Linked DNA regions of Homo sapiens: all the other regions are linked to region 1. The links are chromatin loops, found by intact Hi-C in ENCODE. Cell type or tissue: IMR-90. All regions are shown on one strand. Links, peaks and the distances in the headings refer to the core of each region. The heading gives the core; the rest is flanking DNA. Region 1 overlaps LINC01839 (long intergenic non-protein coding RNA 1839). Region 2 holds the start of LINC01839 (long intergenic non-protein coding RNA 1839). Region 3 holds the start of LINC02054 (long intergenic non-protein coding RNA 2054).

The links. Peaks named below come from ENCODE experiments on the same cell type or tissue, not always from the same donor. Only the 100,000 strongest peaks of a DNase experiment are listed, where the experiment ranks them.
Region 2: a loop joins it to region 1, with 2.1 times the contacts of the local background. A loop is called at or near these places in 23 of 110 quality-filtered maps.
Region 3: a loop joins it to region 1, with 1.9 times the contacts of the local background. A loop is called at or near these places in 2 of 110 quality-filtered maps.

Annotation. Positions count from the first base shown.
Region 1 is chr3:184,518,395-184,528,464 of GRCh38, reverse strand. All of the region lies in intron 6 of LINC01839 (long intergenic non-protein coding RNA 1839), which reads right to left. Among named protein-coding and RNA genes, the nearest start is that of LINC01840, 33 kb to the left of the region's middle. RefSeq lists enhancers at 1,862-2,664, 2,665-3,469. In IMR-90, for the core only: no CTCF peak of the experiment used is centred there; a DNase peak (open chromatin) is centred at 4,434; H3K4me3 peaks cover 747 bases; H3K27me3 peaks cover 2,923 bases.
Region 2 is chr3:184,472,372-184,482,441 of GRCh38, reverse strand. LINC01839 (long intergenic non-protein coding RNA 1839) reads right to left here and starts at 6,542. Exons shown (of 8, transcript XR_924788.3): 1 at 6,370-6,542. In IMR-90, for the core only: no CTCF peak of the experiment used is centred there; no DNase peak of the experiment used is centred there; H3K27me3 peaks cover 3,153 bases.
Region 3 is chr3:184,393,827-184,403,896 of GRCh38, reverse strand. It overlaps LINC02054 (long intergenic non-protein coding RNA 2054), which reads right to left and starts at 2,360. Exons shown (of 4, transcript NR_161199.1): 1 at 2,212-2,360. In IMR-90, for the core only: no CTCF peak of the experiment used is centred there; a DNase peak (open chromatin) is centred at 4,256; H3K27me3 peaks cover 2,969 bases.

The DNA.
Region 1 (10,070 bases), core at 1,010-9,009:
TGGCTTCACTCATAGAGAACCCATCTCTCCCCTCACTGGAGCTTGAGCTGTACAAGAGAGATTCCACCACCCCAAGCTCATACATGAGAAAACAGAGTTTCAGTGATGTGGAACTGGAAGAGTGGGCTTCTGAATTTGAAGCTAGTGTTTTATTGATAATAAGAAAGTTAAGTTTCTAAATTAAGAAATTAGGTGCTAGAGGCTCGGCGCAGTGGCTCATGCATATAATCCCAGCACTTTGGGAGGCCGAGGCAAGCGGATCACCTGAGGTCAGGAGTTCGAGACCAGCCTGGCCAATGTGGTGAAGCCCTGTCTCTACCAAATATACAAAAATTAGCTGGGCGTGGTGGCGTGCGCCTGTAATCCCAGCTACTCCGGAGGCTGAGGCAGGAGAATCGCTTGAACCTGGGAGGCAGAGGAGTATAGGGCACAGGAGGAGCAATTAATTCCAATTGAGGGAAATCTGGAAACGTCTGCCTGATTTCTCTCATTGGGGATCAGAAAACAAAATGAGCCTAAATGAAGGCCTCAGATGCAAAAGTTTTTCTCTGATCTTCTCCTGTCCTCCTGTCTCTGGCCCCTCATTCTCCCCTGCAGCTAGCCCTAGAAACTAGAATCTTTCTTCCCCAAGACAGATCATAGAAACCAGAGATGTGGCCGGGCCCAGTGGTTCACGCCTGTAATCCCAGCACTTTGAGAGGCCGAGGCATGTGGATCACCTGAGTTCAGGAGTTTGAGACCAGCCTGGCCAACATGGTGAAACCCCATCTCTACTAAAGATATGAAAAATGAGCCAGGCATGGTGTTGGGTGCCTATAATCCCAGCTACTCGGGAGGCTGAGGCAGGAGAATCACTTGAACCTGGGAGGTGGAGGTTGCAATGAGCTGAGATGGCAACACTGCACTCCAGGCTGGGCAACGGAGAGAGACTCCGTCTCAAAAGATAAAACAAAAAGAAATGATCTAACCTACTGTTTTTTTCTTGTTTGTTTGTTTTGTTTTGTTGAGACATGAGTTTCGCTCTTGTTGCCCAGGCTGGAGTGCAATGGCGCAATCTCGGCTCACTGTAATCTCTGCCTCCTGAGTTCAAGTAATTATCTTGCCTCAGCCTCCTGAGTAGCTGAAATTACAGGCATGTGCCACCACACCCGGCTAATGTTGTATTTTAGTAGAGACAGGGTTTCACTATATTGGTCAGAATGGTCTTGAACTCCTGACCTCAAGTGATCCACCCTCCTCAGCCTTCCAAAGTGCTGGTGTGGGATTACAGGTGTGAGCCACCGTGCCTGGACTACTTTGTTTGATTGTAGTTCATAGGACCCCATTCCAAAGAGGGGCCCTGCCCCATCCCCAGAAGGAAAGGTCAGGAGTTTGAGACCAGCCTGACCAATATGGTGAAACCCCGTCTCTACTAAAAAATACAGAAATAAATTAGCTGGGCGTGGTGGCGCGCACCTGTAGTCCCAGCTACTAAGGAGGCTGAGGCAGGAGAATCGCTTGAACCTGGGAGGCAGAGGTTGCAGTGCGCCGAGATCGCACCACTGCACTCCAGCCTGGCGACAGAGAGACTCCGTCTCAAAAACAAAAACAAAAAACAGCTTCTCTTGTATCTTTGGGTTGTCATTCTAAAGGCTCCCATGTCACATAAACTGTGATCAAATAAATTTGTATGCATTTTTTCCCGTTAATCTGCCTTTTGTCAGTGATTTTTAGTAAACCTTCAAAGGAGGCTTTCCCTTGACTCCTACACTCTCCTTGAAATAAGTAACTTCTACGGTTTTGCGAGAATCTTTTTTCTTACAATAGGAATGTATGTTTACTGAAGAAAATTCAGGAAATAGAGATAAGCAAAAAGTAGAAAATTTAGATCGACTAGAATCCCATCTCTTAGGGAAAAACATAGTTGGTGTTTTCTTGTTTTTTGCATCTTATTTCCTGCATATGTATATGTGTTTGTGTGTTTGTGTAAGAAACACATTTTTCAAAGAACCAAAATGGGCTCATCCCACACCTACTGGTTTTCCCTTTACCGTACAATCTAAAGCTAGCTCTACATCAATAGCAGGAGCCAGGGGGCTTGTGAGAAGAGCAGAATGTCAGGCCCGAACCGGAATCTGCATTTTCGTAAGCCCCCTAGAGGATTCCTGTGCCCCACACACTCTGGGGAGCATCGCCATTTTTAATGGCCACAGAGTCTCCCAAACAGGGCTAGACCGTGATTCACTCATTGCATCTCTCGGTGGTGAGGATTTTCCCTGTAACAAGAAGCTGGTCCCTCTGGGATCTCTGGGCTCTTCAGACCCTCCCCCTCAGTCCGTGCCCAGGAGACTCCAACAGCTGGGCAGGCGGCGTCCTTGCCCGTCCTCCACGGGCGAGATGCGCTGTCCACCTCCGCCCTCCTCTTGCTCCACCTGGCCAGAGGCCTGGGCTGCGCGCTCCCCGCGCTCCTGCGCAGGCTCTACTGGGAGCCCCTCCAGGGCGCAGTCCGGACCTGACGGGCAAGCCCTGACCTGCCTTTCATCCCGCTGATGCTCGCGCCCAGCTCCCTGTGAATACCCACTGATTGCCCCCGGAGTCTCCCCGTTAGGCCCTCCCGCACCTCTTACCCCTTCCTCCCCTTCCTGGCCTCCCCAGCTCCCTCACCCGCCTTCTAGAAGCATCCTCCCCCTTCTCACCCACCTCTCTACTCCTCCCTTCCCGACTTCCTCAATTCCCACCTCCCCCCCAAATTCCAGTCCTCTCCCTGGGAAAGAGAAAGCGGCCGGGGTCCCACCCTGGCTGTGTGTGGCCCGCGGTGGGGTGGGGCAGCCTGCCAGCCGCCAGGTAGCGCGAATGGAGCGCGGGGCGCCGCGCGCTGCGGGCGGGTGAAGCCGGAATCGGGGCGGCGGCTCGGCCCCCGGCCCCCGGCCCCGGGGAGCCCAGAGCGACTAGTCGGGCAGGAAAAGAATGACGGTGACGTGACCACTCTGACCCCGAGGACTCTCTGGGCTCTGGCGGGCGCTGGGCTCGGCGGATCTGAGTGCGTAGGAAGGGCGATGGGCGCTCAGTCCCCGAGGATCACCTGCGGGACCCTTTGGGGGCACCTGCCGGAGCAGCTGGCCCTGCGACGGGTCCCACCGCGCCCTCAGCAGCAAGGCGGTTCTCCCTTTATAGAGGTTTTACGTGCGTTTGTGGGGGGTGTTCTCAAAACAATACAAATAAGCTTCCATTGTCACCGATCAAAATAGTAAGGGCTTTTTAAAAGGAAACTGTTTAGGGCTGACAGAGCTACAGAGGAAGTGGAGTGATCCGGGCACAGTCAGGGACGGGGGAGGGGGGCGGAACTGGTCTAGCTGTTTTGGCAAAATGTAATAATACAGAGTTAGAGTCTTTGAATGCTCACACTGTTTGATATTGTGGTTCTAGTAGTGGTCATGCATCAGAAGAAATAATCCCAAATATTCCCCCAAAGCTTTTATGGACACAGACATTCTTTGCACTGAAAAATGAGAAAAAAAATTATCTAAAATTGGAATCAACTAGTTGGGCACTGATAAATACATTATGGTGTATCCACAGTTGTGATATCATTCTGTCATTGATAACATTTCTGAAAAGTTTTCGATAGTATAAGGAAATTTTCTCATTCTGTAAAAGGCACAAGGTGAGTTTGTATACACAAGATAATCACAAGTATATAAACTAAGCATAGTGGAAAGACTGGAAGAAATACATTTTAAATAGGAATGGGTGCTTTTTTTTTCTTTTGAAAAAACTTTTTTATGAACTATTTCAGATACATATCAAGGTATAGAGAAGAACTTACCCATCAATAATCATGGGGAATGGAGCAACCTCACTGCTGAAGCCCCTTAGGGACCCTCTTCACCACCTTCCTCACCCTCATCCCTGAGGTGACTTCTCACTATCTTTATTACATATGAGTGGATTCCTAAACATTATATAAGTATTTCAAACTTGACATATATGACAAAGTATTATGCACACTCCTTTGACTTGCTTTTTTAAGTCAACTTGGTGCTCTGGGGATTCATCCATGTCGACTCATGTTGATGAATCTGGCTCTGGTTCATTCAGTAAATATGACTTAATATTTCTCAAAAACGTAGAGCAGAGCCTGGCACATGGCACTACATATGTTTGTTGTTTTTTAAGAAATAAAAAATCATTTTCACTGCAGTATAGTAGACTTGTTAATATCATACTAAATGTATTGATCCATTCTCCTGCTGTGAAAATTTAGAATGTTTCCATTTTGTTCTTATTACAAACAGTGCCGCGATGAACATTCTGGTCTGTGTCTTCTTGTGCACATGTGAGTTTCTATGGAGTGCACCTAGCATTGGCCACAGACATTGCAAGGGATGCCTAACTTCAGTGCTACAAATTACTGCCCAGTCGTTCTCCAAAGCGATCTTGCCAGCAGCAGATGAGTCATTGTAGTAACACTCCCAGCCCTCAACACTGCCTCTCATCACGTCAGTTCTTTTCCAGTGTAATGGGTGTGGTTACTTCTCATGGTTTAAATTTGCATTTCCCTAATTACCATGGGGTTAGAGGTCAGGCATTTGTTCCTATGTTTATTGGTATTTTTTATACTGTAAAGTCTTGATCATAACTTTTTCCTATTTTTCTATTGGTTGTTGACATTTTCTTGTTGGTTTTTAAGAATTCTTTATAAATTTTGTATCTTAATCTTTCATCAGATGGATGAGTTGCAAATATTGTCATTCACTCCATGGCTTATCTTATAACTATTTGTGATGTCTTTCAAGACACAGAAAATTTACATCTGCACATATTCTAATTTACCTCTTTCTTTAAAGTTTGTACTTTGGTTGACATGGTTAAAGTACCTTTTCCTCTTCCAAGATATAAGTTTCCCTACACTTTCTTCTAAAAGTTTTTAAATTTTGTCGTTTTATATTTGGTCTTACATCTATCTGGATTTGATTCTTTGTAAAGGTGTGGTGGAGAGATCATCTTTCTCCTTGGATAATAATTGTCAAAGCATTTATTGGACAGCTCATCCTTTTCCAGTCATCTGCAATGCTGGCTTTGCCATAAATCAAATTTCCCAGTAAGTGGTGGTCTGTTTCTGGGTTCTCTATTTTGTTACATTGTTCTGTCCTCTAGCAATACTGCACTCTCACATACTATAACTTGATAATAAGTCTTGATTTCTGGATGAGCATGTATTCATACATTTTTTTTTCAAGACTATCTCAACTATTTGGAGTTCTCTGCATTTTCATACATATTTTAGAATTAGCTTGTCAGTTCTATAAACATTTTGTTGGGATTTTGATTTAAACAATGACTTCCTAGGTTAATTTAGGGAAACTGACATCTTCATGATATTGAGTCTTCCTATTGATAACCATGGAATATGTCTCATTTATTTAGGTCTTCTTCAAAATCCTTCAATAAAGTTTTTCATATATATCTAACATCTTTTGTTACATTTATTCCTAGATACTTGATTTCTATAAAATTTCAGCAGTCTCCAGGATTTACTTTCATAATTGGAAAACAACACCTTTACGTATGGTTTTAATTGTAAACCTTTTCAGTTATAATCCTTAAAAGTATTTAATGATTTGTATCAACATGCAGATTGGGGTCATGGGAAGATGGCCTCTACAGTGAGTTTTCTCCAGTTTGACAAAAAGTATTAGAACCTTTGGAGAAAGGAAGAAAGCAGGAGAATTTTTATGCACTTAAGAATTTACAAAGTTTATGTGTGTGTAATAGAGAGGCAAATAGAAACGGAGACAGAGAGACAGAGCGAGAATATAGGGCAATAGATTTATAAAAAATGGAAAATGACATGAGCACAGTGTAGTCACGTTAGAAAGCTGAGGCAGGAGGATCACTTAAGCCTAGGAGTTTGAGGCTGTAGTGCACCATGATGGCGCCTGTGAATAGCCACTGCACTTCAGCCTGGGTAACACAGCAAGATCCCCATCTCTTAAAAAAAAAGTACAAAGCGTACAAATGGAACTCAGCTGCCCACCTGCCCACCTCAGGTTATCGGCTCCCCCACCAGCAGGCTTCCGCTGCTTACAGGTTCTTGTGTAGCCTTCCAGAAATATTGTAGTCTCCTACAATTATGCATATGATTATATTCTCTCCAAATCTATCCCATCCATTTTTTTGACACCAATTAAAGTATAAAATACAGTTCAGCACTTTGCTTTTCCCTTTGTAATCTTCCCATGTTAGTGCATAAAGTTTAGCTCATTTTAAAAATAACTACACAGTTCATTTTCCAGTTCCCTGTTAACTTGTGTCCAGTCTTTTGCAATAACAAACAACACTGCAATCATCATTCTTATACATACAGCTTTACAACAATGGGAGCATCCCTATAGGAATGGGCAGAGAATAAATGCATGTGTAATTTTGATAGACTGCCAAATCGCTCTCTAAAAAGATTGCAACAATTTACAATTCCAACAAACGCATGAGAATTGCCTATCTGCATTGCCCTCATTCACGCTAACACTTTATATTATCAAATTTTAAAATGAAGAACTTATTTTTTCTTTAATATGCATTTTCTTAATTATGGTTGAAATAGAACCCATCTTTTTGTATGTCTTTAAGCCATTTATACATCTTTTCTTGCTGTATGCTGATTTTCTTTTGGGCTGTATTTATTCCTATGTTGATAGTAAGAGCTAACTATATATTGAGGAAATTAGCTATTTATATAACATATGAGTTGCCGTATTTTTTCTAACTTTTCATTTTTTTTTACTTTTTTTGTTTTTTCCATACAGAATTTTGCTTTAATGTATTTGCACATGTTCTATTTTTCCTTTTTTGTCTTCTGAGTTTTGTCCTTTACTTAGAAAGGCTTTCCCCACTCCAAGAGTTCTATTTTTAAAATTGTTTCATCTTTTATTATAGTACTTTACATGCATTTTTATTGTGAAATGTACATTTTTTTAAAGTTAGCATACCAGTTCTATAAAAATCTTTGTTGGGAATTTTGATTAAAACAGTAACTTCATAGAACTTGAGGATAAGCGGTAAAAAAATAATAATAATAAAAAAGAAAAAGAAAAAAAAAACCCAGTAACTTCAGGGCCAGGCACGGTAGCTCACACCTATAATCCCAGCACTTTGGGAGGCCGAGGCAGAAGGATCATTTGAGGCCAGGAGTTCAAGGCCAGTCTGTGCAACATAGCAAGGCCCCATCTCTACAAAAATTAAAAAAAAAAAAAAACTTAGCCTGGCTTGGTGGCGTTCACCTGTAGTCCCAGCTGCTCCAGAGGCTGAGGTGGGAGGGTGGCTTGAGCCCAGGAGTTTAAGGCTGCAGTGAGCCATGCTCACGCCACTGCACTCTAGTCTGGGTGACAGGGTGAGATGCTATCTCAAAAACAAACAAACCAAAAAACCAGTAACTTCATAGACTAATTTGGGGAAGTAGACAACTTTATGATATTGAGTCTTCCTATTGATAAACATGGTATATATCTCTATATAGAAAACTAGGATTTTATACATACGCATATATATATACACACATATATATGGCTTATGATAAATATAAAGTGAACAGTTGTGTAACTACAACCCAGGTAGAGAAATAAAATATTGTCGGGCCGGGCGCGGTGGCTCACGCCTGTAATCCCAGCATTTTGGGAGGCCAAGGCAGGCGGATTGCGAGGTCAGGAGATCGAGACCATCCTGGCTAACACGGTGAAACCCCGTCTCTACTAAAAATACAAAAAAAATTAGCCGGGCATGGTGGCGGGCGCCTGTAGTCTCAGCTACTCAGGAGGCTGAGGCAGGAGAATGGCGTGAACCCAGGAGGTGGAGGTTGTGGTGAGCCGAGATCGCGCCACTGAACTCCAGCCTGGGCGACAGAGCGAGACTCCGTCTCAAAAAAAAAAAAAAACCATTGTCAACACCTTAGAACTGCTCCTCCTGCTCCATTGTGCCCCTTATAGACAATAATCTCCCTCCCCACCAGGGAGGGATTTCTAATTTCTGAAATGCCTGATTTCTGTAATAAACAGTATATGTATATCTCTAAACAATATATCTTAGTTTAAAAAAATATATTATTCAAATAGAATGAGGCTGGGTGTGGTGGCTCACGTCTGTAATCCCAGCACTTTGGGAGGCCGAGGCCGGCAGATCACCTGAGGTCAGGAGTTAGAGACCAGCCTGGCCAACATGGTGAAACCCCGTCTCTACTAAAAATACAAAAATTAGCCAGGCATGGTGGTGCACACTTGTAGTCCCAGCTGCTTGGGAGGCTGAGGCCCGAGAATAGCTTGAACCCAGGAGGCAGAGACTTCAGTGAGCTAAGATCGCACCACTGCACTCCAGCCTGGGCAACAGAACGAGATCCGTCTCAAAAAAAAAAAAAAAAAAAAGAATGAGATGATGCTGTATTTGTTTTAATCCTTTGCTCCTTTCTCTCTGTATTATGTTTGTGGGATTATTTCCTGTTGTTACACGTGGCAATAATAGTGAGCTACAAATCAGTGCTATATTTGGTATATCAACCTTGGAGCCAGCATTCTTGTTAAATCCATTCATTAAATTAAACATATTATCTTTAGATTGTTCTAGAATGTTTACATACACAGTCACACTGCCTACAGCTAATGATAGTTTTATTTCCTTCTTTTAAATAATACAATTTTTATTTTATTTTATATATATATTTTTTGAGATGGAGTCTCTCTCTGTCCCCCAGGCTGGAGTGCAGTGGTGCAATCTCAGCTTACTGCAAGCTCCGCCTCCAGGGTTCACGCCATTCTTCTGCCTCAGCCTGTGGAGTAGCTGGGACTACAGGCGCCTGCCACCATGCCTGGCTACTTTTTTATATTTTTAGTGGAGACAGGGTTTCACCGTGTTGGCCAGGATGGTCTCAATCTCCTGACCTCGTGATCCACCCGCCTCAGCCTCCCAAAGTGCTGGGATTACAGATGTGAGCCACCGTGCCCGGCCTAAATAATATAATTTTTTATGTCTTTGTTTTGCCTTCTCTCACCGGCTTCGATATACAATAATATGTTAAGTGGAAATAGTGAAATTGAGCATCCTTGCCTCATTCCTGACCTAAAGGTGAAAAGTTTCAGCATTGTACCATTAATTATGATGTTTGTGATAAGTTTTTTTTGTAGGTAACCTTACTGTATTAAGGAAGTTTCCTTATATTACTAGCTTGATAGGAGGTTTTTGTTTGTTTGTTTGTTTTTGTTTTGTTTTGTTTTGCCACAGCCCTAGGGTCTAAGGGATGATAGACTAATAACTACAGATATTAAGAGAAAGGACAGGGACCTATGAATCTTATACACAGGTAAAAGACCACTTACCTGTCAAGTAAAAGAAAGATGCCAAGAATAACCAAATAAGAAATGAATCTAGAGACTTCAACAAAAGGAAATATGAGAAAGAAAGGGAGACAGTTACTGAGAAATGATGTTTGCATTATATATTGTTAGATTTAAATGGATGAGAATAGTGCGAAAATTTGTAATATGAGTGTGAAGTAAGAACGGTTTTATCATAAGGGACAAACTTAATATTAGTTATAAGTCAGGAACACTGAACCGTCTTTGAAAAAAACAAGGAGTTGAGAATATTTGGGAACAGTGAGGAAGCAAAGGTGTTTTAAAGGATTTATCTCACTGGGAGGAGGGCGCCCAAGCAGTGAGCACCTGGGGGTGTGGCAGCAGGTTGTTGCCATGTTTTGATACAACAGTAAATAAATCTAGTTTTGATTAGGAAAGCCCATGAGTGCTTCTAATTTAACAAAGGGGGAGAAAGAAATGAATAGTAATGAAAATACATTAGAAAAGAGGAAAAAGATAAAAATTAAGACAAATAGTAAAAATAAAAAAAGATGGAAAGAATAAAATCAAATATATCGGCTGTTACACTAAGTGTGAAAGAGCTGAATATTCATATGAAAGATAAAGACTCTCAGGTTGGATTGAAAAACCAAATTAAAATGTATAATTTTTGTAGGAAGCACATCTAAAACAAAGTGATGGTTAAAGAAATACCAGGCATACATATATTGTGATATCTGATAAATGACC
Region 2 (10,070 bases), core at 1,474-9,473, 46 kb after region 1:
TTCAGCTGCTGTTATCCTATTCCAGAGCCAGATTAAGATCTCAGACTTTCATTATAGCACAGACAACTTCGGGGAGCTGCTCTCGATGGGAACTCCAGAGGAAACAGGACGATTTTCTCAGTGCCTGGTCTTACCAGCTGCTATGGTAGTAACATCCCCTGCAAAACTCATGTTGAAACTTAATCCCCAATGTGGCAGCATCGAGAGGTGGGGCTCTTAAGAGGTGATTAGATCATGAGGACTCTGCCCTCATGGGTGGATTAATCTATTCATAGCTTAATGGGTTATCATGGGAGTGGGACTGGTGGCTTTATAAGAAGAGGAAGTGAGATCTGAGCTGGCATGCTCAGCCCCCTCACTATGAGATGCCCTGTGCCACCTTGGGACTCTATGGAGAGTCACCACCAGCAAGAAGGCCCTCACCAGATGTGGCCCTTCAGTCTTGAACTTAGCCTCCAGAACTGTAAGAAATAAATTTCTTTTCTTTATAAATTTCCTGTTTCAGGTGTTTTGCTATAACCAACAGGAAACAGATGAACACACGAGCTCTGCTTTTCCTGGGTGATTTTCCTTTTTGAATTATGCACTTAAAATGGATGCATCTTATTGATGTAATTGATATGTCTACAAAAAGCTACGACAAAATAAAAGTTAATTTAATAAGACAGTAAAAGGGATTCTAAGCTGGTGAACCCAGTGGGGCCTGGGCAGAGATTCTTACTCTGCAAACTGCCCGAAGTGGATCAAAAACTAAAACCACTCATCGTTTCTCCTGACCATGCCCTCTTCTTAGAGATTCCTTCTCCCACAACCCTGGGGGCCATGACTGGACAAGGTCACCTCTCAAACTGATTGCCTGGTCCCCAATATGAGGATGCAAAATGCATGGGGTGTGGATGTTACCAACTGGTTCCCTCTCATGAGACTGAGATAAACTCCATGGGCCCTTCACCTGTAGATCTCAGAGAATGAGGCAGATTTTATTGGGCCTGAGGCAAAGTAGAGAAAGCTAAGAGAAAGGAAAGGGTAGCGACCCAGGCAGACAGAAGAGTACTGGAGAGATCTGGCAGAGCCAGGGAGACAGAGGATGCATAGGCACCACAATGAGAGAAAGGAACTTGGTGCCTGCCTTCCAGTTCCCTAATCCTCCCGAGGGCCCGTCTCTTCCTATCCTTAGGTTCCATGCAATCTGCCAGTATCCTTATATGATAATTCCTTTCCTGCAGCCAAAGCTCCCTGCATCCCCTGCTGAGCCCACTGCAGCTCTAGATCCCAAAAGGACCAGCCCACAAGTGACAGCCTGCAGTCTCCCGACCTGGTGGGCCTTGGCTCTGAAGGGAACTGCCCCAGGGCCTGCCACCTGGTCACCCACAAGTCACAATCACCTACCCCCAGGGCCTTACCTGGGTGTGAGCTCTGCTTCATGGCCCCTGCAGTTGGCCCCAAGACTCTGCCTAGTGTCTTTACAGGACTAGCTCCACTGTGGACCATAGCCCGCTTTGCTCAAGCTAAACCCTGTCCACTGAGTGGCTGGATCTGCTCCCTGAGGTCCTCCTTTCCATACACACTCTACCAATTCCAGACTCAGCAGTGAAATAGATGGTCCAAGGCCTGCCCTGCCTGCCTGTTGAATAGTTCAGAAGTTCCTCCGTTGCAAACTAAAAATAAAATTCTAGGCCTTCTCCTCCCTCCCACCATTGACTGAATAGACACCCTCTTGGCCAAGAGGACCCCAGAAAAACCTTAAAACCGAGTTCCTGGCCATGATGGAATGTGAGGTTGGACAAGCTCTATTATATCCCCTCCCTTTTGCAGTTTAGATACAACTAACCAGCATTAATGTTAAAATACAGATCATAAGATTGACAAAACGGGCTCTTTGTAGCGATAAGATACCACATTATAAACAGCACCTAAGGCGATGCCCAGCAAGAGTGAAGTCACACACTCCTACACTTAAAGAATAAATTGAGGTAGGTGTATCACTAGAGGTCAGGAGTTCGAGACCAGCCTGGCCACCATGGTGAAACCCCATCTCTACTGAAAATACAAAAATTAGCCAGGCATGGTGATGCATGCCTGTAATCTCAGCTACTCAGGAGGCTGAGGCAGGAGAATCACTTGAACCCGGGAGGTGGAGGTTGCAATGAGCTGAGATAGCGCCACTGCACCCCAGCATGGGCGACAGAAGGAGACTCTGTCTCCAAAAAAAAAAAAAATCCAAAATCTCATGACGTCTACTAGTACTATCCCAATCAAAGCCACTGTTATTTCTCATGTAGATTATTGTAATAGCCACCCGAGCTACACTTTCTGCTTCCATCCTTGCCCCTCCCCAATCTGTTCTTCACCCATCAGCCAGAGTCATCCCTTCAAAACACAAGTCAAATAAAATCACTTCTCTCTGCTCGAAATCTTCTAGCAGTTCCTCAAATCACTCCATGTAGGATGCTACAATGAGTGGAGGAAACTACTAGGTCTGCGATCCACTCATCTTGAGTGGAGAAGTACTGAGAATAGATCTGGTGAGTCAGCACTAGCTGCTGAGGAGCCCCGAGGAAGAGGCTTTGGAAGTGCACAGGACTGGAAGTACAGTCTTGGAAAGTCACCACGTCTGGGGAGAGGAAATCAACGTAGAAGGTAAAGAAACTGAGAGGTAAAGAAAAGAAAGGAACAAACTGGTGGAAAGCCAGAGTCGCACAGAAACAAAAGAGAATCAGAATCAAAAGACATACCAACCTCTCTCTCACAAAAGCACCATCTATTCATGAAAATTGAACTTCACGGTACCAATAGAAGAGGGCATTCTTGAACGAAGAATCTTAGTAAGCCACTCAAGTCCTTCATCCCCATCTCACAAAGAAACACTTGTTATTGATAGGCCAGAAAAATTCAATATACTTTTGAGTAAACAAAAATGACATGCAGCACTTACACAAAGCCACTATGAGAAGAAAACAGAAAGTCAGAGGCTACTATCTTCAACTAATGAATTTCTTACCTGCCAAAACAACTAAGAGACAGGAAAATTATGACACAGTGTCTAATATGAATTAAATATTATTAGACAGGTATTTACAGATATAAAAGAACACCAAAATTCAAAAAATCAGGACAGAAATGGACAAAAATAACTCATGAAGTGAGTTAATAAAACTCAGGAAAAAAGTAAAAGAAAAAACTAAACCTTTTCAGAAATAAAGATTAAATCACAAGATGCCTAAAGGCAAATAGATTCACCTTCAACTGAAAATATAATAAGGGATATAGGCAGGAAAACAAAAACAAATAAACAGGTAAAATACAATCAGAGAAAAAAGTGATAGCTATAGAAAATAAACAAAAAATTATATACTGTACATATAATTAGAATTGCCTAAAAAGCAAAACAAAACGATGGGACAGAAATAATATTTAAAACTATAATCCAATAATGATTGTGGCAATGATCACACAACTATAAATTATTTGTCAAAACCCATCAAATTGTACACTTAAAAGTAGTTAAGGTTGGCTGGACGTGAGTAGTTAAGGTTGGCTGGACGTGGTGGCTCACGTCTGTAATCCCAGCACTTTGGGAGGCCAAGGTGGGGAGATCACCTGAGGTCAGGAGTTTGAGACTAGCCTGGTCAGCAAGGGGAAACCCAGTCTCTACTAAAAATACAAAAATTAGCCGGGCGTGGTTTGGGGTGCCTGTAGTCCCAGCTACTCAGGAGGCTGAGGCAGGAGAATCGCTTGAACCTGGGAGCCAAAGGTTCCAGTGAGCCGAGATTGCGCCATTGCACTCCAGCCTGGATAATAAGAGCGAAACTGTGTCTCAAAATAAATAAATAAATAAAATAAAATATAAAGTGTTTAACCATGAAAATTATAATCTAAGAAAACTTTCTGGAATTAAAAAAGGACTAAATCTAGATGTTGAATGTATTTATATACACAAGAAAATTGACCAGAATGGCCACCTCTGAGACATATCTGAGTAAAGCTATTATAAACAGAAAGAAAACATTCTGTTAGCAAAAATTCCAAATCACATACAAAGTAAAGAAAATCAAGTGGTCATCCTATGTGATAATCTCTAGTGCAAAACTCAAAGAATAGTAAAAGAATGCATAACTGTAAGTTAATACGAGAAAAAATAATTATAAAAAATATTTTATTAATCTAAAAGAAGCCAAGAAAGGAAGAAAAGAAGAGACATAAAACAGATGTGTCAAATAACATGCAAACAGAGAGTAATTGTAAACCAAACCTTATCTGGAATAACAGTAAATGCAAATGGACTAAATATTGCAAGTAAAAGGCTAATGTTGTCAAACTGGGTTTTAAAAATACTGCCTATGGCTTATGGCTGGGCACAGTGGCTCATGCCTGTAATCCCAGCACTTTGAGAGGCCAAGGGAGGTGGATCACCTGAGGTCAGGAGTTCAAAATCAGCCTGGTCAACTTGGTGAAACCCCATCTCTACTAAAAAACACACAAAAAAATTAGCCTGGCATGGTGGCAGGCACCTGTAGTCCCAGCTACTTGGGAGGCTGAGGCAGGAGAATCGCTTGAACCTGGGAGACGGCGGTTGCAGTGAGCCAAGATCATGCCCCAGCACTCCAAGCTGGATGACAGAGTAAGACTCCATCCAAAAAAAACAAAAAAACAAAACAAAAAACTGCTTATTAGCCAATGTCACTGCCTTTCAATTAAAAAAAATGTTTGTGGCCGGCCATGGTGGCTCACACCTATAATCCCAGCACTTTGGGAGGCAGAGGCGGGCAGATCACGAGGTCAGGAGTTTGAGACTGGCTTGGCCAACATAGTGAAACCCCGTTTCTACCAAAAATACAAAAAAAATTAGCTGGGTGTGGTGGCAAGGGCCTGTAATCCCAGCTACTTGGGAGGCTGAGCAGGAGAGTCAATTGAACCCGGGAGGCGGACGTTGCAGTGAGCCGAGATTGCGTCACTGTACTCCAGCCCAGGAGACAGTGCAAGACTCCGTCAAAAAAAAAAAAAATTAAGTATTGCTTACAAAAGACACACACTAAATAGAAGGACACAGATGGTTGAAAGCAAAAGGATGGAAATATTATATTCCACATAAAAGCTTACCCAAAGATAGTGATACTAATGTTAAGCAATGTAGACATTAAGCCATGAAGCTCTAGTAGAAATAAGTTCATTTCATAATGATAAAGTGGCCAATTGAATAGGAAGACATCACAGTCGTAAATCTATATGTAGCCGATAACATAGCTTTAAAATATATAAAGAAAACTAGGCAGAACTAAAGGAGAAAAAGACAAATTCACAGTCATAGAGGAAAATTTTAATACTTCTCGCTCAACATCTTGATAGAAAAGGTATACACACCAAAAAAACTGATAAGGATATAAAAGTATGAACAACACACTTAAAAACTTGACCCAGTCATCTTTCCCTTCCCAGAGCCCCTCTCTCTCACTAGAGAGAGAGCTGTTCTCCTTTCTCTTTCTTCTGCCTATTAAACCTCCGCTCCTAAACTCCTTGTGTCCTAAATTTTCTTAACAAAAGATGACGAACCCCAGGTATTCACCCCAGACAATGAAACTGCTTCAGTGTCATAATTTTGCAAAGGTGGTTTCGATCTCAATTTAATACTTTTTAATTTAGAAATGATGGTAAAACTTTATAATATACATACAATTAGCATTTTTCTTTTTTGTGTTATAAAATGTCATGGAGATACATTAAAAGATTTTCTTAGAATAATCTGTAAACTATTTAAAAGGTAACAATAAAAATTATGTGAACTTTACAAACTGGTTCTTCAGTGCTACTTGTAGGAGAGAAAGGAAAGCTTCCCCTTATTCTCTGAAGGTTTGTCAGTTGCTGTGTAACTGACAATACACAGATTAAAAAAAGAAAAAGGCATAAAAATTATTTAACACTCATGAGAGGGGAATTGCAGAATTATTACCCAATAACCCAATAAAGTCTTCATGCTTATATACTCTTCTTCATAGAGGAAAAGAAGGGAAACAAACAAACAAACAAACTTGACCCAGTTGATACATATAGAGCTTTACACTCAATAATGACAAAATACTTATCGTAGTTTTTCAAGTGAACATGTAAAATGTATTAACATTGACCGCGTGCTAGGCCATAACAGATTCTCCAATATATTTCAAAAGACTTAAACCATTCAGAGCATATTTTCTAACTATAGTGGATTAAGCTTTAAAAATCCATAACAAAAAGATAATTCAAATATTTCCAATTGCCTGGAAATTAAGCAATATACTTTTAAATAATCTGTGGATCAAAGAAGAAATACATCAAAAATTGTAAAATATTTCAGACTGAATGGTAATGAAAATATAACATACCAAAACTTACATAATTCAGCTCAAGCAGCATTTCGAGGGGAATGTAGAGCCTGGAATGCATATGTTAGGAAAGAAGAAAGGCTAAAAACCAGTCATCTAAGTTTCCAACTCAAAAACTAGTAACAGAATAGCTGTACAAGAGAGAAAATAGAAAATACATATAAGAGCAGAAATCCATGGAATAAAAATAAGAGGAAGAAGAATAAGAATAAGAGGGGGAGGAGGAGGAGGAAGAGAAGGAGGAGGAAGAAGAAGAGGAGGAGGAGGCAGAGGAGGAGGAGGAGGAGGAAGAAGAAGACCAACAAAGCCAAGTGTTCAATGAAAAGATTAGTAAGCTCTTGGTAACACTGACCAAGAAAAAAGGAAAAAAAAATACATATACACATAAAAGCAATGTCAGGAATAAAAAACGGGAAATCACTACAGATCCTACAAACATTAAGAGATAATAAGAGGATATTATAAACAACTTTACACCAGTATAGTTTGCACTTTGGATAAATTAGTCAACTTTCTAAAAAAATTTACCAAAGCTAACAGAAGAAATAAGAATTCAAAAAGTGTGCTTTTTCAAAAGTTGTACAGTAGTTGGCATTTAAAATTTCTTAACAGTTCTAGACATGAGAGACTAGTACTGGACTAGCCTTCTTGCCATTGGAAACAATAAAAACTAGATGACATATATAAATAAAATTTTTTTCAGATATTGGGCAACAGGTAGTACAAAACCGGGATCCCTGTGAAAAGAGAAATCCATGTGAGATCCATGTTCTAGACCACAGTACAGAAAGGCAGAGCCCAAGTACAGCACAGTGAGCTCATTGAGCTGAGAAGGCAGACATTTGATTTTAAGCCTTCTGAGGCAGCTGAAAGTTGTGGGGCAGGATACCGAAAAGAGAGAGTTGCACAGAGAAGGAGCTGCGGAAATCGACATAGGATTCCCCTTAAGTCTTGAGCTAAATACTCAACTGAGAATGCAGACTCATTTCTGCGTTCGTGTGCAAGGCACGGTAGAGGACAGATGTTAGGGAGTCGGGAGCTACACAGAGTTCTCACAGTACTGAGAGACACGGAAGTTCCAACTAGCCAGAGTAGCTGGGCAGTACAGAATTTGGTCAAACCTTCAGAAAGTCCACATCTTGGGAATAGAGCTATTCTCTCCTAAGGTTATTCCTAGTAAAAGAAAGGAGTAATCTCAATCAGCCCTAACATAGCTTAAAACAAGCCTCAAAAAAAAAAAAATGCTGATCTACCAGTAAATTGATTGCTTGCTAAAACAAACCCCAACACATTTTAAAGGAAAACCACATAATCCCAACAACACAGCGTCTATAATGTAACACATACAATTAAAAAAAAATCACTGAAGAGGTGAACTAGCAGTAAAATGTAACACATAATCAGGAGAAAAAAAAGTTGAGAAAAACAAACCAAGAAATGTTAGAGATGCTGGAATTAACAGACACAGATCTTAAAACATCCATTATAAATATGTTCAAATATGGTTAAGGACTTAAAGGGAAAAGCTGAATATAGTAAACAAATGGGGAAACTGATTAGATAAATGGAAACTATGGAAAAGGACAAAATGGATACTCTAGAATTAGAAAATACAGTATCAGAAGTGAAACATTTACTGAATGAGTTTAAGCGCAGATCAGACACTGCAGGAAAAAAAGTCCATAAATTTGAAGGGAAGGCAACAGAGCTATCCAAAGTGAATCACGGAGAGAAACAAAAAGATTGCAAAGAAGTGAACAGAGCCTTCGTGACCTGTGGGACATTAAGCAGTCTAACATGCGTGTAACTGAAGTCCCAGTAGGGGAGGTGAGACACTGTGGCAGGAAAAAAGTGTATTTGAAGAAATATAATGAAAAAATATCACCACACAGATCCAAGAAGCTCAAATACTAAAAACCGAAGATAAGTAAAACAATTGTAAAAGCGGTCAGAGAAAAATGAAACATCGAACGAAAAAAATGTTTAGGACGGGGTGCTGTGGCTCACATCTATAATTCCAGCATTTTGGGAGGCTGAGGCAGGTGGATCACTTGAGTCCAGGAGTTTCAGTCCAGCCTAGGCAACATGGCGAAACCCTGTCTCTACAAAAGATACAAAAATTAGCTGGGCCTGGTGGCACATGCCTGTAGTCCCAGCTACTCAGGAGGCTAATTAGGGTGGGAGGATTCCTTGAGCCCTGGAGGTGGAGGTTTCAGTGAGCCAAAATCGTGCCCCTGCACTCCAGTCTGGGCTGGAGTGAGACTCTGTCTCAAAAAAAAAAAAAAAAAAGTTTAATGAAACCACGACAAAACACTGACCTCATCATAAATAATGCCAAGAAACAATGGAACATCTTCAAAGTACCAAAGGCTGAGTGGAGACTGCCAACCTATAACCTATTTAATATCCAGTGAAAGTATCCTCCAATAATAAAGGCAACCACTTCAAAGAACCAGGGATTCTTGGAGAAGTGGCTGATTCTAGGACTAGGATATGGAAAGTACAAGATGAGTCTAGAACATCTTGTAGAGCCAGAAAGTGCTGATCAATGTAGAGGGAGTGGTTAAATTTGAAAACCATCATTTTACAACCAGCAGGATATGGCCTAGGTCAGGAAAATGGGTGATAAATCAACAGTACAAAGTTTGACGAAGAGCAGAATATCTACATAGTCTTAACATTTCTCCCCCCAAATGGCTTATTAGTTGCAAGGGAAAAATAAGTGGATAAAGCAGGCAGCACCTTGACTGGGTAGTCAAAATCAACATCAGCCATGAAAAGCAGGCGGACATGTGGGTCCCTGAGTGTGCTGCCCTGAAAAGGATGCAGCTTTATGCATGTGATGTTGCTGCTGACAGTGCACAGGCGGGATCTAATCACGAGGAAGCACCTGCTTCCTGATGTCACGCCATCTTAAAATTAACTAGGAAGTGTTCTTTAGAAAAATGCCGAACCTGCTTTATACAATTAGATAAATCCAGAGTGTAGAAATTTCCACAAGAGAGCTAGCCTGAGCTCTTCAGAAATGTAATGACATAAAAAACCACCAAAATATTGGTAAGGGGCAGGGGAAGGGGACTGTTCTAGGTTAAAAAAGAGTAAGGAAACATAATCGCGAACTATAATATGTACTCTTGATTGGTTCCAGGATCTGAAACAAATGCTATTAAAGTAACAGTGGGCACAAATGAGGAACTTAAATATGAATTGTATATTAGAAAATATTCTTCAGCCGGGCACGGAGGCTCACGCCTGTAATCCTAGCACCTTGGGAGGCCGAGGCGGGTGGATCACCTGAGGTCAGGAGTTTGAGACCAGCCTGACCAATATGGAGAAACTCCATCTCTACTAAAAATACAAAATTAGCTAGGTATGGTGGCGCATGCCCGAAATCCCAGCTACTTAGGAGGCTGAGGCAGGAGTATTGCTTGAACCCGGGAGGTGGAGGTTGTGGTGAGCCCAGATCATGCCACTGCACTCCAGCCTGGGCAACAAGAGCAAAACTCCATCTCAAAAAAAAAAAAAAAAAAAAAACAAAAAGGAAGAAAGAAAGAAAGAACAACAGAAAATATTCTTCAATTCATACTAAGTGTTTGGGGTGTGATAACAATCTTGTGGTCCTGAAGGAGAATGTCCTTATTCTTAAAGGAAATGCACAAATATTTAGGAGTAAAATGTTGTGATGTCTGCAGTTGTTTTCAAACAATTCAG
Region 3 (10,070 bases), core at 831-8,830, 120 kb after region 1:
ATTTTGTCAGGCATGGTTTCTCACACCTGTAATTTCAACACTTTGGAAGGCCAAGGCAGGAGGATCACTTGAGTCTAAGAGTTCAAGACCAGCCTGGGCAACATAGTGAGACCCCCCCCCCATCTTTACAAAAAATTAAAAAAATAGCCAGGCATGGCGGCATACACCTGTGCACCTGTAGTCCCAGCTACTTGGGAGGCTGAGGTGGAAGGATCACTTGAGCCCAGTAGGTCGAAGCTGCGGTGAGCTGTGGTGGTGCCACTACAGTCCAGCCTGGAAGACAGAGTGAGACCCTGGCTCCAAAAAAAAAGAAGTACATTTTGGTAGCTCCTGATAGGATCCAGTGAAAAACACAGAGCACTTCTATAGGCTATTCCTGTCACACACTTGAACCAGAATCCAATGAAGACTGTATTTAACTTTCAGTTTACAGGAAACATGGGGGATGAGGGAACAAATTAAATGACACTGTGAGTAGGGAACAAATATATCTAAGCGGTAGATCATTCTCTAGAGACAAATTAGCCAGTGTCTCCAACAAATCAATGGCATGAAATAAAGAGGGGGAGAAACTATAACAGAATGAAAGGATTTGAGAACCATCGTGAGAACAAAAGATGCAGTTTGACAGCCAAAGGCACTTAAAGAAAAATTCCAAAATTAAACACAGAATTACCATATGATCCAGCAATTCCACTTCTAAATATCTATCCAAAGAATGGAAAGCAGGGACTCGAATAGATACTTGTACACTAGTGTTCAAAGCAGCATTATTCACAATAGCCAAAAGGTGGAAACAACCCAAATGTTCCTCGACAGATGAATCGAGAAACAAAACGTGGACTATACCGTCAGCCCTCTCCGTACCCACGATTTCCCACCCAGGGATGCAAGCAACCACAGATCAAAAATATTTGAAGACAGCCAGGCGCGGTGGCCCACACCTGTAATCCCAGCACCTTGGGAGGCCACAGCGGGCAGATGACTTGAAGTCAGGAGTACAAGACCAGCCTGGCCAACATAGTGAAACCCTGTCTCTACTAAAACTATAAAAATTATCCAGGCATGGTGGCACATGCCTGTAATCCCAGCTACTCAGGAGGCTGGGACGGGAGAATAGCTTGAACCTGGGAGGCAGAGGCTGCAGTGAGCTGAGATTGTGCCGTTGCACTCTAGCCTTGGCGACAGAGTGAGACTCCATCTCAAAAAAAAAAATAAATAAATAAAAATAAGTATATGTATTGAAGACAAAATAAAATGAAAAAGTAACAATATAACAATAAATAAATAATGATACAGCATAATAATTTACATAGTTTTACAATGTATTAGGTACTATAAGTAGAGAGGATTTAAAGTATATGGAGGATAGGTGTAGGTTATATGCAAATACTGTGCCATTTTATATCAGAGACTTGAACATCCTTGGATTTTGACATCTTCGGGGATCCTGGAACCAATCCCTCATGGATACTAAGGAATGACTGTACATATAATGGAATATTATTTAGCCTTAAAAAGGAATGAGATTCTGATGCATATTACTACATGAATGAACCTCGAAAATATTATGCTAAGCGAAATAAACTCAACACAAATGACAAATATTGTATGATTCTACTTATATAAGATGTCTAGGATAGAGAATAAGCAAATGTGTAGAGACAGAAAGTAGAATCAAGGTTATAGAGGTTACCAGGGGCTGGAGGAGGTAGGGTGAGAAGTTATTATTTAATGGGTACAGAGTTTCTGTTTGGATCTCGGCTCACTGCAACCTCCGCCTCCCGGGTTCAAGCAATTCTCTGCCTCAGCCTCCCAAGTAGCTGGGATTACAGGCACCCACCACCACACCCAGCTAATTTTTGTATTTTTAGTAGAGACGGAGTTTCACCATCTTGGCCATGCTAGTCTTGAACTCCTGACCTCATGATCCACCCACCTCGGCCTCCCAAAGTGCTGGGATAACAGGCGTGAGCCACCACACCCAGCCTTAAAATGTAAATTTTATGTTATATATATTTTACCAAGAAAGAGAAATTTCACTTAATTCATATCTTGAAAAATATTAAAGAAGACCTATAAACACAGCCCAGAATGTTAGAATCTCTTTGCTCTCATTCCACTCCCCCTCACCCACACATGCCTCTGAAGACTTCTCCTCCACACCTACCCACCCCCTCCAGCCCTACAGCCCTCACCGCTGTACCCCACCTCTCTTCTCTCACTCTTAATCAGGTAGATTGACAGCCTCATTCCCAGCAAGAATGTTTCCTCTCTCGGGTGGGAAAGGAGGGAAGAGGCTGGCTCCAGAAGATTCCCTTTGACAGGCTGCCAAAGGTAGAAAGGCTGTGGTCATGCCCACAGTAATAGTTATTGTCGCATCACATAATAGAAGCCGGAGCACTGAGTCCCCTCCACCTTTTCATGGGCATGGGGAGCATTTCACCCCTCCCTAATGGTTCTCACACCCATTGTCAGATTCAATTACAGTGACGGCATTCAGTGCCAACTATACGCCAAGCATGTACATACGTTTTCTATGGTCCTTGTGACAATCATGCAGGTAACCATCATTAAGACCATGTTGCAGCAAACTGAGGCTCAGGCATGGCAAATGCCTTGCCAAAGTCACACAGCTAACAAGTGTCATTCTCGGTTCATACCACTCTACTAAACTGCTGCCAGTTCAAGGCTGGCCGTATTTCCGGGAAGTCGTCACAAAACTGAGGTGATGGTGGTCAAGAACCAAGTCACTAGCAAAGCACACTTCCCTGCCTCCCTTCTTCTCACAATGTCTACAGAGCCCACATCTACTCAGCTGAGTCTTCTTGGCAACCAAAATGAATACACACATTGCAAACTGTTAAGGTAACCACAGCTATATGGAGAGAGGGCGTCCAGCCTTGTAGCAACTTTGGACTGATCCTCAGGAGCGACCCCTCCTCCCTGGGAGTCACATCTCAGACTCCTTCTGGCTGTTGCCACCTCTTGGAAAATGAACAGGGAGCTGGAGCTGGAGCTGGGAGCTGCTCCCAACTGCAGTTCATTTGGGGTGTCCAAACTCACTTCTCACCAAGGCGCAGTTGTGAAGTATCTGCTTTGCCATCAGCTGGATGGGGCTCAGGCTGTGGAGTTTTAGTGTCACCCCAGCCTCTGGGTCTTCATCCAGATGTGCAAAGAGAACAGCCACCTGGCATCGTTTCTCTTTTCTTTTTTCTTTTTCTTTCTTTCTTTTTTTTTTTTTTTTTGAGAAGGAGTCTTGCCCTGTCACCCCAGAGTGCAGTGGTGCAATCTCAGCTTACTGCAACCTCCACCTCCCGGTTTCAAGCTATTCTCCTGCCTCAACCTCCCAAGTAGCTGGGATTACAGGCACCTGCCACCACGCCCCACTAATTTTTGTATTTTCAGTAGAGACAGGGTCTCGCCATGTTGGCCAGGCTGGTCTCGAACTCCTGACCTCAAGTGATCCACCCACCTCAGCCTCCCAAAGTGCTGGGATTATAGGATTGAGCCACTATGCCTGGCCTAGCATCGTTTCTCTTAAAATTCTGACAATCTATGGCAAAACTTATATGTGCGGTAATAGAGCCAAGCAAGGAAAAGAGATATAAAACTATAAACACAAGGCAAACTCAACAAAACACACAGAAAGAAGAAAAACTCCAAAAAAAACTCTGTATTCTCCACAAAGAATTTTTCCTAGTTTGTTTTGTTGTTTGATTTTTTAACCAAAATTTTTTACTTCAAGGAAACATTTTTATAATTAAAAAGCATGATTCACTAAAACTACCATCTGAAATTTTGAAATAAATCATGGCATCATAATGTTCAGGATAAAAAAGACTAGGGAAAACATCAAACGTAAATGAGGCTCATTCTGAATTGCAGTTCTAATTTTATTAAGTAAATAAATTTTCTTCAGTTTATACTTTTCTATTTTCTGAAACTTTTCCAGTGGAGAATTGTTACATCTATAATCAGTCAACAATAAAGTGCTATAATTTTTTATTTTAGCCAAGTCAGGAAGTCTCCTCACTCACCTATTTCTGGAGGAGGGGAGGGGAAAAAAAAAACCTTCTTTTGAAGGTCTTCCCTGGTGCCATTTCCAGTGGTACCTCGGCTGGAACCTATGAGAAAAAAAAAGTTCCTTCATAATGATGTCAGCCTTGCTTTAAAAAAAAAAAGTCTCTAAAACTCATGAAAAACACAGTTGATGTGAATCATATGTCTGAGTGGCAGAGTTCCCACTAAGCTGGGTGAGCACACAGATGCGCAGGACAGAAATTCCTCCCCACACAGTGACTATTCCTCTGCGGAGCTGTTGAAGGTAAACAACCCAACCGCTGTAAATGTTCCTGCTGGCTGTGAAGTCCCCATGCCCCTACCTCCTTACCCTTCCGTTATCCATCCCTTTCTCTAACCCTCCCTCTTATCAAAAACCAATGCCCGCCCCCACCCACCCCCCGCCGTGCCCCAGCACGGTGGCTCATGACTGTAATCCTAGCACTTTGGGAGGCCAAGGCGGGTGGATTGCCTGAGCTCAGGAGTTTGAGACCAGCCTGGGCAAGATGGTGAAACTTCATCTCTACTAAAATAGAGAACATTTGCCAGGCATGGTGGCAGGTAATGTAGTCCCAGCTACTCGGGAGGCTGAGGCAGAATTGCTTGAACCCCAGAGGCAGAGGTTGCAGTGAGCCAAGATCACGCCACTGCACTCCAGCCTGGGTGACGGAGTGAGACTCTGTCTCCAAAAAAAAAAAAAAAAAAAGCAATGGGGGCCAGGCACGGTGGCTCACGCCTATGATCCCAGCACTTTGGGAGGCTAAGGCAGGCTGATTACCTGAGGTCAGGAGTTCGAGACCAGCCTGGCCAACATGGCAAAACCCCGTCTCTACTTAAAAAATACAAAAATTAGCTGGGTGTGGTGGCACACGCCTGTAATCCCAGCCACTCGGGAGGCAGAGGCAGGAGAATTGCTTGAACCCGGGAGGCCGAGGTAGCAGTGAGCCAAGATCGTGCCACCGCACTCCAGCCTAGGTGACAGAGCCAGACTCTGTCTCAAAAAAAAGAAAAAAAGCAATGGGATCTGACAATAATCATTCACATTTGTTGACTGATAGATTATACTTAAACAGGTGACCTAATATCTTAACCAGTCATTAGCATTTTAAAATTCTCATCTTCCAGTTTGAGATGAAAAAACTTCTACTGAAGGAATTTCAGGCATCAGCCAGCAGGTGCAGGAATGTTTTTGCCAAAGGGATGGGTGGTGGGTTCCTGAAAGTATTGTAAATCTGGTTTAGATGTCCTCGGACCTGGGTGGGGGGGGGTGTCAGAAGGAAGAGCGCTGGGCCTCTCCCCAGGTGAGCCCCTACTCCTTTGGAAGGAAAAACAGGCTGGGCTGGTTCCAGCTGCTGGAGCTACTGGGGGAGAATGAGGCATCTTTTGTCCTCCAGTATCTGGAGCCTCCTCTTTCAAGACGGTCCACTGGGTATCTCCCCTCACCACCACCTTTCCTTTGTTCTCCTTTTCCTTTTTTGAGACGGAGTCTTGCTCTGTTGCCCAGGCTGGAATGCAGTGGTGTGATCTCGGCTCACTGCAACCTCTGCCTCCCAGGTTCAAGTGATTCTTCTGCCTCAGCCTTCCTAGTAGCTGGGACTACAGGTGCGTGCCACCATGCCCGGCTAATTTTTGTATTTTTAGTACAGACAGGGTTTCACCATATTGGCCAGGTTGGTCTTGAACTCCTGACCTCATGATCCACGCGTCTCGCCCTCCCAAAGTGCTGGGGTTACAGGCGTGAGCCACCGCACCCAGCTGTTCCCCTTCTTTCAAATTCACCCCTTGCCTCAGAGCTTCCAGGAGATTCTTTATGTTTTCTGGCCCAGTGCTTCTTTAGGAGGCATTCAGTGAGATTTTCACACTCCAGCCTCCCTTGTCTGCCAACCTGGAAACCAATTTATGCTTCATGTGGCATTTTGGCCTCTCACGTTTCCGACCACAAGATATGTGCTTAAATTGCAACTCTTCTTGAGTGGAGATTTTAGGATAGGGTCCCTTCCTAGTCGTGAGTAGATCCCCCTTCCTTCTTCCCCTTTTCCAGACTGGCAAATGCCTGGGTGGGTTGCATCTTGTAAGCAAACTTGTGCAAGCATAACTGACCCATGAATGGATGTGACCTCATTGTACCAGGTAGTAGCTATTGTTTTATGCTCACTCTGGTCATATTTCATCTTCACATAGCATATCATTTAAATGTTAGATGAAACACTAAGTCCTTTGAGATTTAAATATAATTGAATCAAGACTTTATCCTCTATTTTTGTAGAGATCCAGTTCTCACCCCAATATCCCAAGGGACTCATTTTCTTAGGGTCCTCTCCTACTGTGATATTTACCAACCTATTGATTTCACATGAATCTCACCATTATGGCAGGTCTCTTCCCTTCATTTCTCCTGACAAGGAACTTAGTCACGTTCACGAATTTTTAAAAAGTATTATATATCCCCATGGCTTTATTTCCATGTCACCTCACTGGGGCATTCTCTGACTACCCCTTTTAAAATTGCAACCAGAAAAAAGCAAAGACAAAAATAAATAAATAAATAAATAATATATATATATATATATATATATTTTTTTTTTTTTGAGACGGAGTCTCACTCTGTCTACTCAAGCTGGAGTTCAGTGGTGTGATCTCTGCTCACTGCAACCTCCACCTCCCAGGTTCAAGCAATTCTCCTGCCTCACCCTCTTAAGTAGCTGGGATTACAGGCGCGCACCACCATACCCTGCTAATTTTTGTATTTTTAGTAGAGATGGGGTTTCACCATGTTGGCCAGGCTGGTCTCGAACTCCTGACCTCAAGCGATCTGCCCACCTCGGCCTCCCAAAGTGCTGGGATTACAGGCATGAGCCACCAAGCCTGACTGAAAAGAGAATTTTAAAAAACAAAAATAAAACAAACAAAATACAAATAAAATAAAATTGCAATCAGATCCTCTCCCTCTGGAATTCCCAGTTCTCCTTCTGCTCTATTTTTTCCATAGTACTATCTTCTTCTGGCACACTATATAACTGACTTGTTTATTATATTTATTGACTGTTTTCCCCCACTAGACTATAAACCACATGGGCAGGGCTTTTTGTTGGTTTAATTCACTGCCGAACCCCCAGCACTTAAGACAGTACCTGATAAGCCGGGTGCAGTGGCTAACACTTGTAATCCCAACACTTTGGGAGGCCGAGGCGGTTGGATCACCTGAGGTCGGGAGTTCAAGACCAGCCTGACCAACATGGAGAAACCCCATCTCTACTAAAAATACAAAATTAGCCAGGCATGGTGGCACATTGCCTGCAATCCCAGCTACTTGGGAGGCTGAGGCAGGAGAATCACTTGTACCCGGGAGGCGGAGGTTGTGGTGAGCTGAGATCGCGCCACTGCACCCCAGCCTGGGAAACAAGAGCGAAACTCCGTCTCAAAAAAAAAAAAAAGAGTACCTGACAAAAGAAGCTGCTCAATAAATATTAGTTGAGTGAATACACTTACATGAAGCTTTGTAGTATGGCGGATTTTGCTAAAAATGTCAGGTGATGGGCCGTCCACAGCCTTGTTACTCGTAATGTGTTCCTGCACCAACAGCAGCAGCATTACCTGGCAGCTTGTCGGCAAGGCAGCATCCCAGGCCTCACCCCAGACCTTCTGATCAGCATCTGCATTTCAACAAGACTCCCAAATGATTCACATGTGCATGAATGCTTGAAAAGCACTGGTCTAGGCCATGTGTGCAGTGGCTCACGCCTGAAATCCCAGCATTTTTAGGAGGCTGAGTTGGGAGGATCACTTGACACTAGGAATTCAAGACTAGCCTGGGCAACATAGTGAGACTCCCCATCTCTATTTCAAAAATAAAAATAATACAAAGAAAAAGAAAAACACTGGTCTGTATCACAACAATGCAAACAACTTAAACTTGGATCTTAGACATCCCCATTCTTAAAAGGTTTTTTTCTTATATGCAAGAAATTGGTAACATTGCACTCCAGCCTGGGCAACAGGAGTGAAACTCTGTCTCAAACAAAAAAAAAAAAAAAAAAGAATATGTCTCCACTGCTACCCCTATAGAAGGCAGAAAAGACCACAAAAGGTTCGGGTTTTGAAGGACAAATTCTTGGGGGTTTTTTTTTCCGTTCTTTTTTTCTCCCTAAAGGACAAGTCCTTTCCTTTTTTTATATTAGTGTTGGGGAGAAAGCCCCTGGCTTCCCTCCCTCTTCCCCACCTTCCCTCAGAGTCGGGGGCTGGTCAGGGACCCAGGCCACCATGTTAAAAGCTGCCGGGCCACCAGGAAGACCAGCAGCACCAACCAGCCTTGCCTGTGATCTCCAGGGTGTTCTTACCATAAGTGTGGAAGGTCACAGCCATGGCCACCTGCTCCAGTCTCACAGGCCTCTTTGCCAGGCAGGCTCATGAGACCCGCCAGCTGCTGGGCCGGAAGCACATGTACTTGACCGAGTTGTCTTCCCAAGACCTCAACAGCAGCCCTTCTGCCCCTGCATGGAGAAGTATCCAGTTCAATGCCTGTCAGGCAGCAACCCTTGCACTGGCATCGGCTGCCTCTATCTGTGCCCCCTGCTTGTCCCACTGCCCAAATGAGAGAGTGAGGAGTCTCTGTCCCCACAGTAGGCCTGGCACCTCAGTGGAGCATGACGAACTCCAAAAATGGAGGCTCCAAAAGAGGCTGAGCCAGCCCAGCCAAGGCAGGTGGACAAGAAAAAACTGTGAATGACTCCTCCCAAGAAATGGCTGGGGCCCTGGCCAATCTCTGCTGCTCACGTGAGGAGAGGACAACCTCCAGGCCTGCTCAACACCCATCAGCTGAGAAGCATGGATTCCCCTGGGGGAGCTCTAGCCAGTTTGCAGAAAATTTGCCCGATTCTCTAAGCTAGGGAAGATTTTTTTCAAACTTTTTGTTTGTGTACCTCCCTGGCCATTTTCAATGCAAAGGTCAGATTTCCCTTAAACGCACTCCAGAGCTTTCCTTATTTCTGCAGAAAGAAGTGCACTCCTGCTCCTGAAGCTGTCGCACAAATACCCTATGCTGGGACATCACAGCCACTTCACAGGTGAGGATCAAGGCGCTGCAGAAGGCACTGTAGGGGTAGAACCTGGCGTGGGAGTGGGAGCGGGGCCAAAGCTGGGTAATGAAGTTTTCACTGACTAACACTTAGAAAAATACTGAGTGAATTTTTTTTTTTTTTTTTGAGATGGAGTCTCGCTCTGTCCCCAAGGCTGCAATGGCGCGATCTCGGCTCACTGCAACTTCTGCCTCCAGTGTTCAACTGATTCTCCTATCCCAGCCTCCTAAGTAGCTGGGATTACAGGCGCAAACCACCACACCCGGGTAATTTTTGTATTTTTAGTAGAGATGGGGTTTCACCATGATGGCCAGGCTGGTGTCGAACTCCTGACCTCAGGTGATCCACCTGCCTCAGCCCTGCAAAGTGCTAGTATTACAGGCGTGAGCCACCGCACCCAGCCATCAGTAATTTTGTTTTAAGAGTGGTTGGCTATCCAGGAGTTGGAATAACAGGTGGATTTTTCTTTCCTTCTCACATATTTGTATATTACCATAATTGTTAACAATGATTTAGTTTTATGAAGAGCAAAAATAATTCTGGCAGCTCCCTTTGTACATGAAAACGTATCAAAGCCAAACAATGTTGTAAGCTCCATTCTCAGAGCAGCACAGTCATTCCACAATCTCTAATAAGTCCTCCCCTTTTGTCATCCCTAACAATGTATTTCCAGCATTCCATAATACCCTCTATGTAGGCATTCCATACACACAGGCTTTTTTCATCACACATCATATGTGACTACCTAATATTTGACAAGTGAAACTGTGTCTCTTTCAGCATGCCCAGAGAAATCTTTCTCTGCCTTAATTTTATTACATGATGAGACCTCTCCTTTCTGCCATTTTTGTTGTGTCAGAAGTATTGCCAAAAAAAGGGGTTCTCATCCAGACCGCAAGAGAGGCTTATTGGATCTTGCACACAAAGGAATTC